2 separate regions of the Homo sapiens genome follow, and region 1 is linked to region 2. A link is a loop called in an ENCODE intact Hi-C map of the cell type or tissue named here. Cell type or tissue: GM12878. All regions are shown on one strand. Each heading gives the region's core, and the rest is flanking DNA. Links, peaks and the distances in the headings are about the cores only. Region 1 overlaps ENTPD6 (ectonucleoside triphosphate diphosphohydrolase 6). Region 2 overlaps PYGB (glycogen phosphorylase B).

Region 1 (8,301 bases), core at 419-5,418, 61 kb before region 2:
GAATTGACTATTTTATCATGATATAATGTACTTCTTTGTCTCTTGTGACAGTTTTTGACTTAAAGTCTCTTTTGTCTGATATTGGTACAGCAACCCCTGCTCTCCTTTGGTCACTCTTTGAATTGACTCTTTTCCATTCTTTTACTTTCAGCCCATATGTGTTCTTAGATCAAAAGTGAGCTTCTTGTAGATAGAATATACAGCTGACCTTTGAACAACATGGGTTAGGGATACCAACCCCTCACCTGCAGTTGAAAATCCAAGTGTAACTTCAGTCTAGAATGCAGTGGTGTAATCATGGCTTACTGCAGCCTTGAACTCCAAGGCTCAAGTGATCCTCCCACCTCAGCCTCCCCAAGGAGCTTGGGACTACAGGCGCACACCACCATGTCCAGCTAATTTTTTTATTTTTTGTAGAGACAGTGTCTCCCTATGCTGCCCAGGCTGGTCTCAAACTCCTGGGCTCAAGATATCCTCTCGCCTCCGCCTCCCAAACTAGTAGCCTACTGTTGAAGAAGCCTTACTGATAACATAAATAGTTGATTAACACATAGTTTGTATGTTATATTACTATAAGGTAAGCTAATGAACAGAAAATGTTATTATAATAAGAAATCATAAGAAAGAGAAAATGTATTTGCTATTTATTAAGTGGAAGTGGATTATCATAAAGGTCTTCATCTTCATTGTCTTCATGTTGAGTAAGCTAAGGAGGAGGTGAAAGAGGAAAGGTTGATCTTGCTGTCTCAGAGGTGGCAGGAGTGGAAGAAAATCTGGATATAAGTAGACCTGTGCAGTTCAAACCCATGTTGTTTGAGGGTCAGCTGTAGTCAGGTCTTGTTTTTTAATCTATTCTGTCAATCTGTGTCTCTTGATTAAGGAGTTAATCCATTTATATTTAAAGTAATTACTCATAGGGAAGGACTTGTTTTTGATGTTTTGTTATTTATATATATTTTATAGCTTTTTTTGTCCTTCATTACTACCTTATTTTGTATTTAGTTGATTATTTGTAGTTTCCGTTTTTGATTCCCTTCTCAGTTCCTTTTGTGTATATGCTACAGACATTTCCATTGTGGTTACAACCATAGGGATTACATACATAACAGCCTGAAGTTATAGCAATCTATTTTAAATTGATATCAACTTAATTTCAGTCAGACACAGTAACCTCTCCTTTACAATTCCATCTACCCCCACTTTGTTATTGATGTCACAGATTACATCTATATATATTGGGTATGTACCCATTAACATAAACCTGTAATTATTTTTATGCATATATCTTTTAAATCCTGAAGAAAATATTAAGTAGTGTTGCAGACCAATTGTACACTAATACTAGTTTCTATATTTGTCCCTCCATTTGCCTTTGCTGGAAATGTTTGTATTTTCTTACAGCTTTTAGCTGCTGTCTAGTGCCCTTTTGTTTTAACTTTCAGGACTCCCTTTAGTAGTCTGGTAGGGCAGATCTAGTGGCAATGAACACGCACATCTTTTATTAATCTGGAAGTGTCTTAATTTCTCCCTCATTTGTGAAGGACAGTTTTGCTGAATGTAGAATTCTCTGTTGACAGATTTTTTTGTTTGTTTGTTTTAGCAGTTTGGGGGTATCTTCCCACTGCCTCTGGCCTCTGAGGTTTCTGCTAAGACATTGGCTAACAGTGTTATTGAGGATTCTTTGTACATCATGAGCCATTCTTTTGCTGCTTTCAATATTCTGCCTTTGTCTTTACACAGTTTGATTATATTGTGTCTTCATGTTGGTCTCTTTGGGTTTATCTTACGTGGGGTTTACTGAGCTTCTTGGATGTTTATATTCATGTCTTTAGTCAAATTTGGGAGGTTTTTAGCTATTCTTTCTTCACATAATTTCTCTGCCCCATTCTCTCTTCTCTTTCTTAGATTTCCATAATGTGCATGGTGCACGTGAGGGAGGCCCCTAAGTCCCTGAGGCTCTGCTCACTTTCCTCATTCTTTTTGTTCCTCTGACTTGATATTTTCAAATGTGCTATGTTGAAGTTTGCTGATTCTTCTACCGACTCAAATCCCTCTGGTCAGAGTTTTCAGTTCAGTTTTGTATTTCTCAGCTCCACAATTTCTGTTTGATTCCTTTTTATAATTTCTCATTTTGTTGTCATATGTTATTTTCTTGATTTCTTTTCATTCTTTATCTGTTTTCCTTCAGCTCTTTTAGCATATTTAAGACAGTCATTTTTAGTCTTGGTCAAGTACATCCAGTGCCTGCATTTCTTCAGGGATGGGTTCTGCCACTTCATTTTCTTCCTCTGAATGAGCTGTGTTTTCCTGTTTCTTTGTATGCCGTGTGATTTTTTTGCTGAACATTGGGCATTTGAAAAACAGCTCCTTGTCCCAGTCTTTGAAGACTAACTCTGTATTGGGAATGGCCCCCACCAAATAGCAGGATCTGCCTAAGTGTGGGGATCAGCTCTGGATGAAGGCCAAAGTTTCCTCTGGTTTCTTCTGAGGATGCATCTTCCCTGGGCCTGTGTATGTGTTTTTTTCAATTTCCCCATATTCGTGGCTGTTTCAAAATCTCTTACTTTCATTATGAATACTTTCAAGCTTCCCTTTGGAATATACCAAGAAATGCATTTGGAGTAACCTTTGTTTTTCTATCATTGTAAATTTAGATTCTGGAATTGGGGTTTGGTGGTGTGATGTGTTGCTCACATGTGGCCAGAACTCCTGCTCCTAAAAGGACTTTGAGATCAAGGAACACATATTTAATCTCCCCTTTATGCCTTGGTTTTAGTTCCTCTTTCCAAGTTGAATAACCAATTTTTCATTGCTGTTTGGTTTAAGTTGGTGCTTTGAAGCTTAATCTCAGTACCCTTAACTCTGAATTATCGAATTTTGATAAAAATGTGTGCCCTTATTTTTTGGTAAGAGAAAGCAGGTCTTAATGTCTGCCGGAACACAATTTATTTGCCTTGTTGGCTCCATTAAACTTTTACAAAGCTTTATATATATATATATATATCTTACTTTCTCAAAGTCTCCCCCAGTCCCTCCTTGGGCCTCAGATGTTCTACTGTATTTCTCACCTGTCATTCTTGCCCCAGGTATGCGTGGGGCTATAGTCATCCTACAGCTTTGCCTAGCAGTGCCCATAACCATTTCCCTGACTTCCTATCTGGGCTCTGAGCTCAGAGTCAGGTGAAACAGAGATCTGTTCCTCAGGCAGCCCAAGACAGATTAGGATGTTGCAGAAAGGTCCGCTCTGCTCCCTCCAGTTCAAGGGAAGGAATTGGGAACCGGGCTGCCGCATTCATCAGGTGGTGCCATGCTGGGGAGGCCTGGGGCAGGGGTGAGTGAAACACCTCAGAGTTCCTGACATCCTGAATGTGGCTGCTTCTGGGCTGGGCATTCTCTTGGTTGCTGTAGATCGTTGCCTGTTTTGCAGAGCTCCTATGCAATATTTTAACCAGTCTCTAGTTGTTTTTAGTGTTTCTCTGTGGGGGAACAAGGGCCTTTGAGCTTCCTCTTTTGCCGTCTTGCTGTGTCCTCTCCCTGTTTATGGATTTTCTACAGGACTCTGTTGTGTGTCTGGTGACGTTATAGAAGGTGCGGGGGTAGAGGAGCAGCCTCTTCCATTCTAGAGAAGGGCTTGGATGCCATGCTGGGCAGCAGCAGCACAAGACAAGCTGAGTCCCTGCCCTGGGGGCTCATGGCCTAGTGGGGAGACACAGACCTACAGGAATCAGGTCTATGAATACTGGTTTCATCACTGCTGGTGGTGGGTAAAGGGAGCTCAGAGAGTGCGTGATGGGGCATGTGCAGGTTGGGGGCATCCGGGAAGGGGGTGGCAGTGACATTTCAGTGGAGGTTTCAGAATGAAGACACGGTGCCAGTGTGGTGGGACAAGTATTCTGGGAATGCGTATCAGTCTGTGCCAGGGGCCTGAGGCAGGGAGAGGCTGAGTTCTAGGGGCAGAAGAAGGCACTGTTCTCAGAGCACTGTGGGCAAGGACGAAAGAGGAGTGCGATGAAGCCACAGGGGCCAGCAGGGACAGGGGCCGGCAGGGACAGGCCCAGGCAGAGGCTGCAACATGATCCTGAGAGCTGTGGGAAGCCCCCGAGTGTGGTGGGACCCAGGCCCAGAATAGGGCTGGGGAGGGGCTGCACGTTGGCACCTGCCAGGAGAGGCTTTTTGCAGCCCTGCCCGTGGCAGATGCTCAGGGAAGGGTGGTTTTTCCTGTCTCCTGCTCCAGTGTGGGTGGCCAGGCCACTGGTGAGGCCTCTCCCCTCGGCACGGGGCACTGTGGCAGTGCTTGTCTTACCTCTCTGGGCCTGAGGATATCCAGCTGTGGCCACAGGCGGGACCTCAGGAAGGAGGGGCCAGGAATGGCCTGCTCCCCGTGCTTTGCCCCGCGGGCCCTGTCCTTCCGTTCTGCTGTGCCCAAACAGCCTCAGGTAGCGCAGGTCGCTGCGGGCTTGCTCCTTTGACTGCTACTGCCCCCTCCTCAGCAGTGCAGCCATGCTGTCCTTGGTTCCACAGAGATGTCACCTCCTGCTGCCCTTCTGTAAAGCCCGCATGTGGCACGTGCTTTCCCTGCAGCCTGTTCTGAGCACATTGAATCCCCACAGTCACGAGGGGCTCTCCAATGAGCAGCCCCACCTTGCAGATGAAACTGGCCCCCTTGAGGGGCATGTTGCCCACTGTCACACGTAGCTGCGGGCAGAGCCGGTGCCACTTCCAGCCCGGCATCCTCCTGATCCCTGCTCCCCTAGGAGTGGCCACTCACCAGGACCGACTGAGAGAGTGAGGGAGGGACAGGCTGATGGACGTTCCCCAAGGTTGGGGGCCCTAGAGTCGGCCCACACTTCTTGTCCTTTGAAGCCTCAGGTTCCCACATGCTGCCTCGCACTGGAGCAGCCAATGAAACTTGAACAAATGCTTTCATTTTGGGTATATCGAACCAAAAACAATGGCACCCAGTGAATTTATTTTGCTACTCTAGTAGAATTTTTGTAGGCTTTGGAAGTACACAGACATTATTTTCTCCTTGGCAGGAATGGGCTATGTGAATGAAAAAAGGTATCCGTTATGAAACTTCCAGAAAAACGAGCTACATTTTTCAGGTTTGTCTGGGGCTCTCAGTAGTTGCCCAAGGGACGGAGTTTAAACCTTTCGAAAAGTAAATTGCCTGAATAGAAGTATAACTGAGGATTGAAAGACTGAATCAGATACGCGCTTCTGTTCCCATGAACAGTTTGGGAACACCATTTACATGTGGCTTCTTTTACATAAATCGCCATGTGTCCCAAGCTGGTGGGACCCTCCCTTAGAGGAGCCAGCCACTGTGGTCTGTGCACCAGGTCAGCAGCTGCAATGTGTGCGACCTTGAGCAGGCTGTCCTGCCTTTATAAACCTCAGTTCCTCTTCTGTAGGATGGGGATCACACCTTCTGGAATAATTATGAGGCTCAAATGAAGCTTCTGATTCCTGGGGGGAACACGGAGCAGTTTCAGGTTGAACATTTTGTCCCTGGGCCTGGGGACGTCTGACTCTCCTTGGATCCTAGCACCCTAACGTGCTTTTCCTGCCTCTCCCCCCTTCCCACCAGCAGCCGCAGCACGGTCCTTGGCAAACAAGGATGAGAAAAATATCCAACCACGGGAGCCTGCGGGTGGCGAAGGTGGCATACCCCCTGGGGCTGTGTGTGGGCGTGTTCATCTATGTTGCCTACATCAAGTGGCACCGGGCCACCGCCACCCAGGCCTTCTTCAGCATCACCAGGGCAGCCCCGGGGGCCCGGTGGGGTCAGCAGGCCCACAGCCCCCTGGGGACAGCTGCAGACGGGCACGAGGTCTTCTACGGGATCATGTTTGATGCAGGAAGCACTGGCACCCGAGTACACGTCTTCCAGTTCACCCGGCCCCCCAGAGGTACCCGCCTCTCATGGCAGGGCTCTCGGGATCTCCTCCCCTGTGCTACAGTGTTGGCCGGGTCCCCTGCCACAGACTCACCTGGGAGCTTGTCTAAATGCAGTTTCCCAGAGATGCTGACGCTGGTATGGGCTGGGGTCCAAGCATCTGAATTTCCCGGGAGTCCCAGATCACTCTTACACTAGTGAGTGGTGACCATGCTGAAGGGCAGCTGAGACCTTGAGGTGTTTGGTGGCCTGTCCCCTCCCCACATTCACCAGCAGGTCAGGTGGCTAGGACCATGATTTAGGCCAGTGGTTGTGTTTGGGGCTTTGTGGGGAGTTCAGGCAGGAAGTATCCCCAGATTCAGTCCCATGGGAGCCAGAAAATCAGGAAAGTCAGATAAATAATAAAGGCTCCTGGGCTTGACCGGGAGCTGCCAGGTGGGCCAAGATGGCCAGGGGCAACAGCCGAGAGGGGTCTCAGCTGGATAAGGGAGCTGGAGCCTGGGCTTCGTTGGCTATGCTTCTAGGGTGGGCCTCAGGCCGGGGTGGGCGGCTTCTCTTGAGGGGTCCCCCTCGCCACCCGGTTCCTCTGCTCTCCAACCACCCTCTTCCCTTGGTTCCCTGATGCCCCTCTCGTGCCCGTGACCCTGAGGTTCGCCCTCCATGTCTCTCTAGCTGTAGCCAGTGAGAGTTTGCAGCCCCTGTCAGGCAGGTCCCCTGGGTGTCCCATGCTCTTCTTGGCTGACCTGGAACCTGTGGGGTAGACACCATCCTGGCATTGCACGGTTCTGCTGGTGCTGGACATTTCTAGCTGCTGTCTCCAAAGCTGAGTGGTGTATTTTATTTACTTTTGACTCCATCTGCGTTATTTTTTAACTTATTACAGTAGTGAAATATTTAGATGCCATATCTGCTTATCTCTAAAAGTGGCTTCGAAGCCTGTAATCCCAGCTATGTGGGAGGCTAAGGCAGGAGAATCGCTTGAACCTGGTAGGCGGAGTTTGCAGTGAGCCAAGATCACACCATTGCACTGCAGCCTGGGCAACAAGAGTGAAACTTGATCTCAAAAAATTTTTTTTTAAGTGGAACTTTTTAAAAATTAATAATTAAAAAGTAAAGCTTCTTCAAAGCTAAGTGTGCAACAGACATCAGCCTGCGATGCTTTTGGAGCCATGTCCCAGGGTTTTCTCTTTGGAGAGAAAAGACTTTGCAAAAAGTTTTGTCCCTGATTTTTTCTGGTCCAGTCTTCGCGTCTGAATTTAGTATGCCTCCTTATTGTAAGCACAAGTTCATACCACTCCTAATAATTTAAAACACTCCATTTTTTAAAATGAAGAAAATACCCTAATCTTGAGAACCCTTTAATAAATTCATTTCAGAATCAAGGAAATGGTGTTCCTATTTTCAGTTTGGAGTCACTTATCCTATTCCGCTGTTTATTGAATTGGCAAGAATTAACTATGTTAAAATTTAACACTGATGCAGTTGTTTTGTGTGTAAATTATCTTCAGTAAAGTTGGATTTTTATTTTTTATTTTATTTTTATTTTTTTTGAGACGGAGTCTCGCTCTGCTGCCCAGGCTGGAGTACAGTGGTGCGATCTTGGCTCACTGCAACCTCCGCCTCCTGGGTTCAAGCGATTCTCCTGCCTCAGCCTCCTGAGTAGCTGGGACTACAGATGCCCATCACCACACCTGGCTACTTTTTTTTTCTTTTTTATTTATTTTTATTTAATTTTTTTTTTTTGAGATGGAGTCTCGCTCTGTCGCCCAGGCTGGAGTGCAGTGGTGCAATCTCCGCTCACTGCAAGCTCCGCCCCCCGGGTTCATGCCATTCTCCTGCCTCAGCCTCCCGAGTAGCTGGGACTACAGGCGCCCGCCACCACGCCCAGCTAGTTTTTTTGTATTTTTAGTAGAGATGGGGTTTCACCATATTCGCCAGGATGGTCTCGAACTCCTGACCTCGTGATCTGCTCACCTTGGCCTCCCAAAGTGCTGGGATTACAGGCGTGAGCCACCGTGCCTGGCCGTAAAGTTGGATTCTTAAAAGGTAAAATGCAGGGCACATAGCTTGCACCTGTAGTCCCAGCTACTCAGGAGGCTGAGATGGGAGGATTGCTTGAGCCCAAAAGTTCAAGACCAGCCTGGGCAACATAGCAAGAGCCCTTCTCTTTAAAAAAAAATAATTATAATAAATATAATCTTTAAAAAATAATTATAATAAATAATAATTTTAAAAAAATAATTAATTAAGAAGTAATGTTCTGGCCAAGACATTAGGTATTATACTCATCTTGTTCTGATGAACAAAGAGTCAGAATTTAGACAAGGAATAGCTGAAGGGCCCCTGCCACTTGGGGATTGGTCTGTGTTAGTGTCTGTCTTTAAAAAGTGTGGCTAGTCATG
Region 2 (10,059 bases), core at 2,803-7,802:
TTAGCACTTGTTCACTTTGAACTTAATCCTTTCACAGTTCCTTTGTGGTTTTAGAGCAGAGCAGCCATTGGCTTTTTGGTCTGTCTTCGCTTCCCTTCCCAGCTGAGTCTCTAGAGTATAACCTTTTACCTGCGCATAGATGGGTGCCTTCATGGTGGGGCCCCTCCACCTCAGCGCCCTGCCACCGCCTTTGCTTTGCTTGGGTTTGGATGTGTGTGGGAGGAGTGGGGGTGTTTTGTTGGGGGCAAATGTCTTGCATGGCTGGGAGGCGGCTCAACATTGCCTGGGGCTCCGTCTCCCCCTGCAGGACCTCATAGCAGTGTCTGTGCTCAACAAAATGCAACAAAAACTTCACTCCGCATGTTCGAAATTAGCTAATGGTGCTAAAGGTTACCCTGGCAGGTGACTTGTCATTTACGTCTGTTTACTGAGTGTTAACATTAGGGCATGTCTGTAAGAAGTACAGAACATGTAATATCTTAGTCTTGTCTTTGGATTTTACCATTATAGAATGCATTTTCTTTTTTGAAACACTTTCTGCAGTTCTTACATATAGTAAAAATTTTAGGGAATAGTTTGCCTCATAAACATGCAATATGTTTCTAATTTTTATTCACAGAAAATGAATGTTAATTATAAAAATTTAGAAATTGCGGGCAAGCATGTATCCTTTTAAACTTTGTATACTTGATGGGAGGTTCCAAGATGGCTGAATAGGAACAGCTCCAGTCTACAGCTCTCAGCGTGAGTGATGCAGAAGATGGGTGATTTCTGCATTTCCAACTGAGGTACTGGGTTCATCTCACTGGGGCTTGTCGGACTGTGGGTGTAGCCCACCGAGCGTGAGAGCATGAGCTAAAGCAGGGCGAGGCATTGCCTCACCCGGGAAGCACAAGGGATCAGGGAATTCCCTTTCCTAGCCAAGGGAAGCTGTGACCAATGGCACCTGGAGAATCAGATCACTCCCACCCTAATATTCCACTTTTCCAACGGTCTTAGCAAACGGCACACGAGGAAATTATATCCCGCACCAGGCTCAGAGGGTCCCACGCCCACGGAGCCTCACTCATTGCTAGCACAACAGTATGAGATTGAACTGCAAGGCGGCAGTGAGGCTTGGGGAGGGGCGTCCGCCATTGCTGAGGCTTGAGTAGGTAAACAGAGCAGCCGGGAAGCTTGAACTGGGTGGAGCCCACCACAGCTCAAGTAGGCCTGCCTGCCTCTGTAGACTCCACCTCTGGGGGCAGGGCATAGCTGAACAAAAGGCAGCAGAAACTTCTGCAGACAAATGTCTCTGTGTGACATCTTTGAAGAGAGTAGTGTTTCTCCCAGTACAGAGTTTGAGATCTGAGAATGGACAGACTGCTTCCACAAGTGGGTCCCTGACCCCCGAGTAGCCTACCTAACTGGGAGGCACCTCCCAGTAGGGGCCGACTGACACCTCACACAGCCGGGTGCCCCTCTGAGACGAAGCTTCCAGAGGAACGATCAGGCAGCAACGTTTGCTGTTCTGCAGTATTCACTGTTCTGCAGCCTCTGCTGGTGATACCCAGGCAAACAGGGTCTGGAGTGGACCTCCAGCAAACTCCAGCAGACCTGCAGCTGAAGGTCCTGACTGTTAGAAGGAAAACTAACAAACAGAAAGGACATCCACACCAAAACCCCGTCTGTACGTCACCATCATCAAAGACCAAAGGTAGATAAAACCACAAAGATGGGGAGAAACCAGAGCAGAAAAGCTGAAAATTCTAAAAATCAGAGTGCCTCTTCTCCTCCAAAGGAACGCAGCTCCTCGCCAGCAATAGAACAAAGCTGGACGGAGGATGACTTTGATGAGTTGAGAGGAGAAGGCTTCAGACGATCAAACTTCTCCGAGCTAAAGGAGGATGATCGAACCCATCACAAAGAAGCTAAAAACCTTGAAAAAAGATTAGACGAATGGCTAACTAGAATAACCAGTGCAGAGAAGTCCTTAAATGACCTGACGGAGCTGAAAACCATGGCACGAGAACTACATGATGCATGCACAAGCTTCAGTAGCCAATTCGATCAACTGGAAAAAAGGGTATCAGTGATTGAAGATCAAATGAATGACATGAAGTGAGAAGAGAAGTTCAGAGAAAACAGAGTAAAAAGAAATGAACAAAGCCTCCAAGAAATATGGGACTATGTGAAGAGACCAATCTACGGCTGATTGATGTATCTGAAAGTGATGGGGAGAATGGCACCAAGTTGGAAAACACTCTTCAGGATATTATCCAGGAGAACTTCCCCAACCTAGCAAGGCAGGCCAACACTCAAATACAGGAAATACAGAAAACGCCACAAAGATACTCCTCGAGAAGAGCAACTCCAAGGCTCATAATTGTCAGATTCACCAAAGTTGAAATGAAGGAGAAAATGTTAAGGGCAACCAGAGAGAAAGGTTGGATTACCCGCAAAGGGAAGCCCATCAGATTAACAGCGGATCTCTTCGCAGAAACTGCAAGCCAGAAGAGAGTGGGGGCCAATGTTCAGCATTCTTAAAGAAAAGAATTTTCAACCCAGAATTTCATATCCAGCCAAACTAAGCTTCATAAGTGAAGGAGAAATAAAATCCTTTACAGACCAGCAAATGCTGAGAGATTTTGTCACCACCAGGCCTGCTCTAAAAGAGCTCCTGAAGGAAGCACTAAACATGGAAAGGAACAGCCGGTACCAGCCACTGCAAAAACATGCCAAATTGTAAAGACCATCAAAGCTAGGAAGAAACTGTATCAGCTACCGGGCAGAATAACCAGCTAACATCATAATGACAGGATCAAATTCACATATAACAATATTAACCTTAAATGTAAATGGGCAAAATGCTCCATTTTGACTTGACTGGATAAAGAGTCAAGACCCATCAGTGTGCTGTATTCAGGAGACCCATCTCACATGCGGAGACACACATAGGCTCAAAATAAAGGGATGGAGGAAGATCTACCAAGCAAATGGAAAACAAAAAAAAGCAGGGGTTGCAATCCTAGTCTCTGATAAAACAGACTTTAAACCAACAAAGATCAAAAGAGACAAAGAAGGCCATTACTTAATGGTAAAGGGATCAATTCAACAAGAAGAGCTAACTATTCTAAATACATATGCACCCAATACAGGAGCACCCAGATTCATAAAGCAAGTCCTTAGAGACCTACAAAGAGACTTAGACTCCCACACAATAATAATGGGAGACTTTAACACCCCACTGTCAACATTAGACAGATCAACGAGACAGAAAGTTAACAAGGATACCCAGGAATTGAACTCAGCTCTGCACCAAGCGGACCTAATAGATATCTACAGAACTCTCCACCCCAAATCAACAAAATATACATTCTTCTCAGCACCACATCGCACTTATTCCAAAATTGACCACATAGTTGGAAGTAAAGCACTCCTCAGCAAATGTAAAAGAACAGAAATTATAACAAACTGTCTCTCAGACCACAGTGCAATCAAACTAGAACTCAGGATTAAGACACTCACTCAAAACCACACAACTACATGGAAACTGAACAACCTGCTCCTGAATAATCACAAAAGAACTAGAGAAGCAAGAGCAAACATTCAAAAGCTAGCAGAAGGCAAGAAATAGTAACTAAGAGCAGAACTGAAGGAGATAGAGACACAAAAAACTCTTAAAAAAATCGAAGACTCCAGGAGCTGGTTTTTTGAAAAGATCAACAAAATTGATAGACCGGTAGCAAGACTAATAAAGAGGAAAAGAGAGAAGAATCAAATAGATGCAATAAAATATGATAAAGGGGATGTCACCACTGATGCCACAGAAATACAAACTACCATCAGAGAATACTATAAACACCTCTATGCAAATAAACTAGAAAATCTAGAGGAAATGGATAAATTCCTGGACACATACACCCTCCCAAGACTAAACCAGGAAGAAGTTGAATTCCTGAATAGACCAATAACAGGCTTTGAAATTGAGGCAATAATTAATAGCCTAGCAACCAAAAAAAGTCCAGGACCAGAGGGATTCACAGCTGAATTCTACCAGAGGTACAAGGAGGAGCTGCTACCATTCCTTCTGAAACTATTCCAATCAATAGAAAAAGAGAGAATCCTCCCTAACTCATTTTATGAGTCCAGCATCATCCTGATACCAAAGCCTGGCAGAGACAACCAAAAAAGAGAATTTTAGACCAATATCCCTGATGAACATTGATGCAAAAATCATAGTAAAATACTGGCAAACCAAATCCAGCAGCACATCAAAAAGCTTATCCACCATGATCAAGTGGGGTTCATCCCTGGGATGCAAGGCTGGTTCAACATATGCAAATCAACAAACGTAATCCATCATATAAACAGAATCAAAGACAAACCATATGATTATCTCAATTGATGCAGAAAAGGCCTTCAACAAAATTCAACAGCACTTCATGCCAAAAACTCTCAATAAACTAGGTATTGATGGAACATATCTCAAAATAATAAGAGCTATTTATGACATACCCACAGCCAATATCATAGTGAATGGGCAAAAACTGCAAGCATCCCCTTTGAAAACTGGCAGAAGACGGATGCCCTCTCTCACTACTCCTATTCAACATAGTGTTGGAAGTTCGGGCCAGGGCATTCAGGCAGGAGAAAGAAATAAAGGGTATTCAGTGAGGAAAAGAGGAAGTCAAATTGTCCCTGTTTGCTGATGACATATTTGTATATTTAGAAAACCCCATCATCTCAGCCCCAAATCTCCTTAAGCTGATAAGCAACTTCAGCAAAGTCTCAGGATACAAAATCAATGTGCAAAAATCACAAGCATTCCTATACACCAATAAACAGACAAACAGAGGGCCAAATCATGAGTGAACTCCCATTCACAATTGCTTCAAAGAGAATAAAATACCTAGGAATCCAACTTACAAGGGATGTGAAGGACCTCTTCAAGGAGAACTACAAACCACTGTTCAGGGAAATAAAGGACGACACAAACAAATGGAAGAACATTCCATGCTCATGGATAGGAAGAATCAATATCTTGAAAATGGTCCTACTGCCCAAGGTAATTTATAGATTCAACGCCATCCCCATCAAGCTACCAATGACTTTCTTCACAGAACTGGAAAAAACTACTTTAAAGTTCATATGGAACCAAAAAAGAGCCCGCATCGCCAAGACAATCCTAAGCCAAAAGAAGAAAGCTGGAGGCATCATGCTACCTGACTTCAAACTATACTACAAGGCTACAGTAACCAAAACAGCATGGTACTGGTACCAAAACAGAGATATAGACCAATGGAACAGAGTAGAGCCCTCAGAAATAATACCACACATCTACAACCATCTGATCTTTGACAAACCTGACAAAAGCAAGCAATGGGGAAAGGAGTCCCTATTTAATAAATGGTGCTGGGAAAACTGGCTAGCCATATGTAGAAAGCTGAGATACCTAGAAATGGAATTGCTGGATCATATGGCAGTTCCATTCTTAATTTTTTTTTTGGAACCACCAAAATGTTTGCCACAGCAGTAGCACCATTTTACATTCCTACCAAAAGGACACAAGAGTTCCAGTTTCTCTACATCCTCACCAATGCTTCTTCTCTGTTTTTTGACAGTAGTCATTCTAAATGGGTGTAAAATGGTATGTTATAGTTTTTATTTGCATGTTCCTGATAACTAATGATGCTGAGCATCTTTTCACGTGCTTGTGGGCCATTTGTATATCTTGTTTGAAGAAAAGCCTATTCAATTCATTTACTCATTTTAAATCAGGTTGTTTGTTTTCTTGTTGTTGAATTTTTTTTTTTTTTTTTTTTGAAATGGAGTCTTGCTCTGTCGCCCAGGCTGGAGGGCAGTGGCGTGATCTCGGCTCACTGCAGGCTTCACCTCCCGGGTTCACACCATTCTCTTACCTCAGTCTCCCGAGTAGCTGGGACTGCAGGCACCTGCCACCACGCCCGGCTAATTTTTTTGTATTTTTAGTAGAGACAGGGTTTCACCATGTTAGCCAGGATGGTCTTGATCTCCTGACCTTGTGATCCACCCGCCTTGGCCTTCCAAAGTGCTGGGATTACAGGCGTGAGCCACCATGCCCGGCCGATTTTTGTTGTTGAATTTTAAGAATTCTCTATTTGTCCTAGATATTAATAGCGTATCAGATATGTGATTTGTGGATATTTTCTCCCATTCTATGGCTTGTCTTTTTACTGTGTTGATAGTATATATTACTCTATATATAAAGATGAGGTTTCACCATGTTGGTCAGGCTGTTCTCAAACTCCTGACCTCAAGTTATCTGCCTGCCTTGGCCTCCCAAAGTGCTGGGATTTCAGGCGTGTGCCACTGCGCCTGGCTGATAGTATCTTTTGATTCACAAAAGTTTTTAATTTTATTAAGTCTAGTTTGTCTATTTTTCCTTTTGTTGCCTGTAAGTTTGGTGTCATATAGATCAATTGATTTTTTTTTTTTTAAAGGAAATAGGTACCAAAACAATTCAGTGGAGAACGATGTCTTTTCAACAAATGGTATTGGGATATTTGGATATCTACATGCAAATAAATGAAATCGAACCCCTACCTCACATTACATACAAAAATTAGCTCAAAATGGCTCAAAGACCTAAATATAAGAGCTAAAAGAATACAACTTTTAGAAAAATATATAGGGATCAATCTTCATGACCTTGGATTAGAATGATTTCTTAGATATGACACCAAAAACCCAAGCAACGAAAGAAAAAATAGATACATTGGACTTCATCAAAATTAAAAACTTTTGTGCATTAAATAAAGACAACCTACAAAATGAGAGAAAATATTTATAAATCCTAAATCTGATAAGAGTCTAGTATCCAGAATATATGTAAAGAACTCTGACAACCACAAAAAGACAACCCAATTGAAAAATGGACAAAAAGACTTGGATGTTTCTCCAAAGATGATATCCACATAGCACAAAAAGATGCTAAATGTGATTAGCTATGAGGGAAATGCAAATCAAAACCACAATGAGACGCCGCTGTATTCCCACAAGAATGGCTATAATCATAAACACAGAGAACAAGTGTTGGTGAGGATATAGAGCAGTTGGTGTGACTGTCAAATCTTGCAGTCACTTTGGAAAATAGTCTGCTAGTTACTAAAAAAGTTAAGCATAGAATTCTCATGTAGCCTAGCAATTCCATTCCACGGTACAGGTCTCAGAGAAATGAAAACATATGTCTACATGAAAAGCTGTATATGAATTTCACAGCAGCATTATTCATAACAGCCAAAAGTGGAAACATCCAAATGTTTATCAATTGATAGGGTAGGTAAACAAAATGTGGGCTAGCCATACAATGGAATAGTACACAGCAGTACAAAGACGGGAAGGGCTGACACATGGCACAACATGGATGAAGCTTGAAAACATGCTTATTGGAAGAAGCCATGAAATATCCAAAATAGGTAGATCCATAGAGATGGAGAGTAGATCAGTGATTGACAGAGGTGGGGGAAATAGGTTATGACTGCTGATGGGCACGGGGCTGCTTTTTGGTATGATGGTTTGGAATTAGTGGTGATGGTTGCACAACTCTGTGAACATACACTTCTAAAAGGCGAATTTTACGGTTAATGAATTATATCTCAATAAAGAGATAAAGGTTATTGGGTGTACTGCAGTGCTCTTTTTCTGTCTTCAGTTCAGAAGCCCACTGCAGCAGAGTTTTGGACTTTGTCAGCTACTTTTTGTGTCATTGTTGTTGTTGTTGAGACAGGGTCTTGCTCTGTCACCCAGGCTGGAGTGCAATGATACGATCACGGCTCACTGTAGCCTCAACCTCCCGGGCTCAAGCCATCCTTCCGCCTCAGCCTCCCGAGTAGCTGGGACTGTAGGCGTGCACCACCGTACCCAGCTAATTTATTTTTTATTTTTAGTAGAGACATCTCATTATGTTGCCCAGGCTGGTCTTGAACTTCTAAGCTCAAACGATCCTCCCACCTTGGCCTCCTAAAGTGTTGGGATGACAGGCTTGAGCCACCGCACCCAGCCTTTTTATGTCTTTCTCGAATGCTCACAAAATCAAGGTGACATTTGCCCTCCTAGGTAGGAAGAGTGTGCTGTAGGCACTCAATTTAAAAACAGGAAGGAACTAAACATCTTTGATTATGTTGACTCGTAGCCTATCTTTAGAAAAATATGTAGAGATTTTTTAAAAATTTAATGGATTTTTGAATTTAATAGATTTTTTATGAACAAGAGGTTTTATGGTTGGTTAAGTTTAGACCATAAACTTAGAAGTTTTCTGGTCGGTTATGTTGTAGTTAAACTTATTTCTTAACTTTGAGCCAGTAATGCATTATTGAGTAAATCCTAGCACCCGCCCCCCCCCCATATCCAAAATATTGTTGGTGGAATGTACCCTTTGAAATTGCTTTACGAATTAAGTTCAAGTCACAGTAATTTGAAATTTTACCCTGAATCAAATTACTGTATGTGTCAATATCATTCAGTTGACTTAGTGTATACTAAATCATTTGTAACTTTGCTGTTGTTATTTAAAACACTACCACTCTTCTCAATGGATATTTTTTTGGTTTCAAAAATGTCCTTTTTTTTTTTAATTAAACTTTGTTGTTTATGTTCATAAACATGTATTGGGTTTATTATTTTTAAATGAATTCATATGTATACTTTAAAAAGGTCTGCATTTTAATTTGTAATTTGATAAATATCAATATATGTAATTCAAATCAACAAAAGCTCTTTGGATCCTTCTGAGACCAAAAAGTTTAAAGTCTACCAGTCCAGGTAATGTGAGCAATTTGTCAAGTTCGTGCACTAAAGCCAGATTAATGGAATATTTATCCATATGCCATAATGAGAGTACTGAGTTTGGCTTCTGGAATGGCTTTAAGTGTCAATCGTGATTTTATTGCTTTTTCTCTAATTTTTAGCATAACGTATCTGTTTCACAACATTGTTTGAATACAATTGGAATCACCACAGGAAAAGTGCTTTTAGGTTTTAGTTTAAAAATATGTCACGTAAATATCGCCCATGTGAAATTAGAGAATGACAGAACCATTAGTTTCATTTTTAGGATACATGTTATAATTTGTTCACTGTTAATAGGTTAACTACCTGGCAATAAATGTTTTTGAAATATTTGGAAACTTTCATTTCCATGCATTGATTTAACATCAAATTTTAACATTGAATTTTCAAGTCTAACAGAACCCAGACTCTAACTTTTAGCATAAGCTCACAAGACTTACACATCTTTCAGCCTGTCATTCAAGGGAAAATATTGAGTAACATTAAAATGCTGCCTGTGTTTTTGTTTGCAGTTGGGGTTAGACTTGGAGGAACTCGAGGAGATAGAAGAAGATGCTGGCCTTGGGAATGGAGGCCTGGGGAGGCTGGCAGGTAAGTTGCCCCATCCAGGAGGAGCTCTCTCGGACCCGTTGGCTTGGTTGGAGGCCACGTGGTGAGGCCAGGGTCAGGTAAATTGGCCTCAGGGTAAATTGGCTTTGAGTGGATGGGCCAGTGTGTTCTTCAGATTGAAATCTTGCCACTAGTGGGGGGAAAGGGGGAAAATGTATGTTTTCTTTCACACAAGGGACGTGTCATCATTATCACGAAGACCAATCTTGCCAGCATGGAGTAAGCTGGTGCTGGGAGGGGCTCCCGATATGCTGACCACTTTCCAGGGCACAAGAGCCAGTGATTGGCAGACAGCCCAAAGGATGGAAAGATGATTTCTGAACGTGGCCCTGCTTGCAGCAGGCAGTTTCAACTCTGATACAGTCAGCAGATTGCCTTGAAATAACAGGGCTTTGAGGGTCTTCAGCCCTCTCCACCTCCCGGCCTTTGTGACATGTGATGGGTCACCACTGTCTTCCTGTGAGGTCCCTTTTCATCAAATGCAAAACTGGGCTTCCTACGCTCAAGGGAAGCTCCAGCCTCTTTTGTCCCCATCTCCTGACAGCCCCAGGGGTGGCCATTCACCGCACATCTCATCTCCAAGCTGGAGACTGTGGACTGCTCCCTCCCCGGCCCCGAGACCTGCTTCCTTTTGGGGTGTTC

Evidence for each region. A loop is a pair of places that touch in the nucleus more often than their neighbours do. Peaks named below come from ENCODE experiments on the same cell type or tissue, not always from the same donor. Only the 100,000 strongest peaks of a DNase experiment are listed, where the experiment ranks them.
Region 1: it touches region 2 in a loop (4-fold over the local background); 7 of 110 quality-filtered maps call a loop at or near these places.

The regions. Positions count from the first base shown.
Region 1 is chr20:25,201,486-25,209,786 of GRCh38, forward strand. It overlaps ENTPD6 (ectonucleoside triphosphate diphosphohydrolase 6), which reads left to right. Exons shown (of 15, transcript NM_001247.5): 2 at 5,037-5,105; 3 at 5,591-5,912. The coding sequence starts at 5,052. Among named protein-coding and RNA genes, the nearest start is that of ENTPD6, 9.9 kb to the left of the region's middle. In GM12878, for the core only: no CTCF peak of the experiment used is centred there; a DNase peak (open chromatin) is centred at 2,734; H3K27ac peaks cover 715 bases.
Region 2 is chr20:25,259,809-25,269,867 of GRCh38, forward strand. It overlaps PYGB (glycogen phosphorylase B), which reads left to right. Exons shown (of 20, transcript NM_002862.4): 3 at 9,321-9,399. Among named protein-coding and RNA genes, the nearest start is that of PYGB, 17 kb to the left of the region's middle. In GM12878, for the core only: no CTCF peak of the experiment used is centred there; no DNase peak of the experiment used is centred there.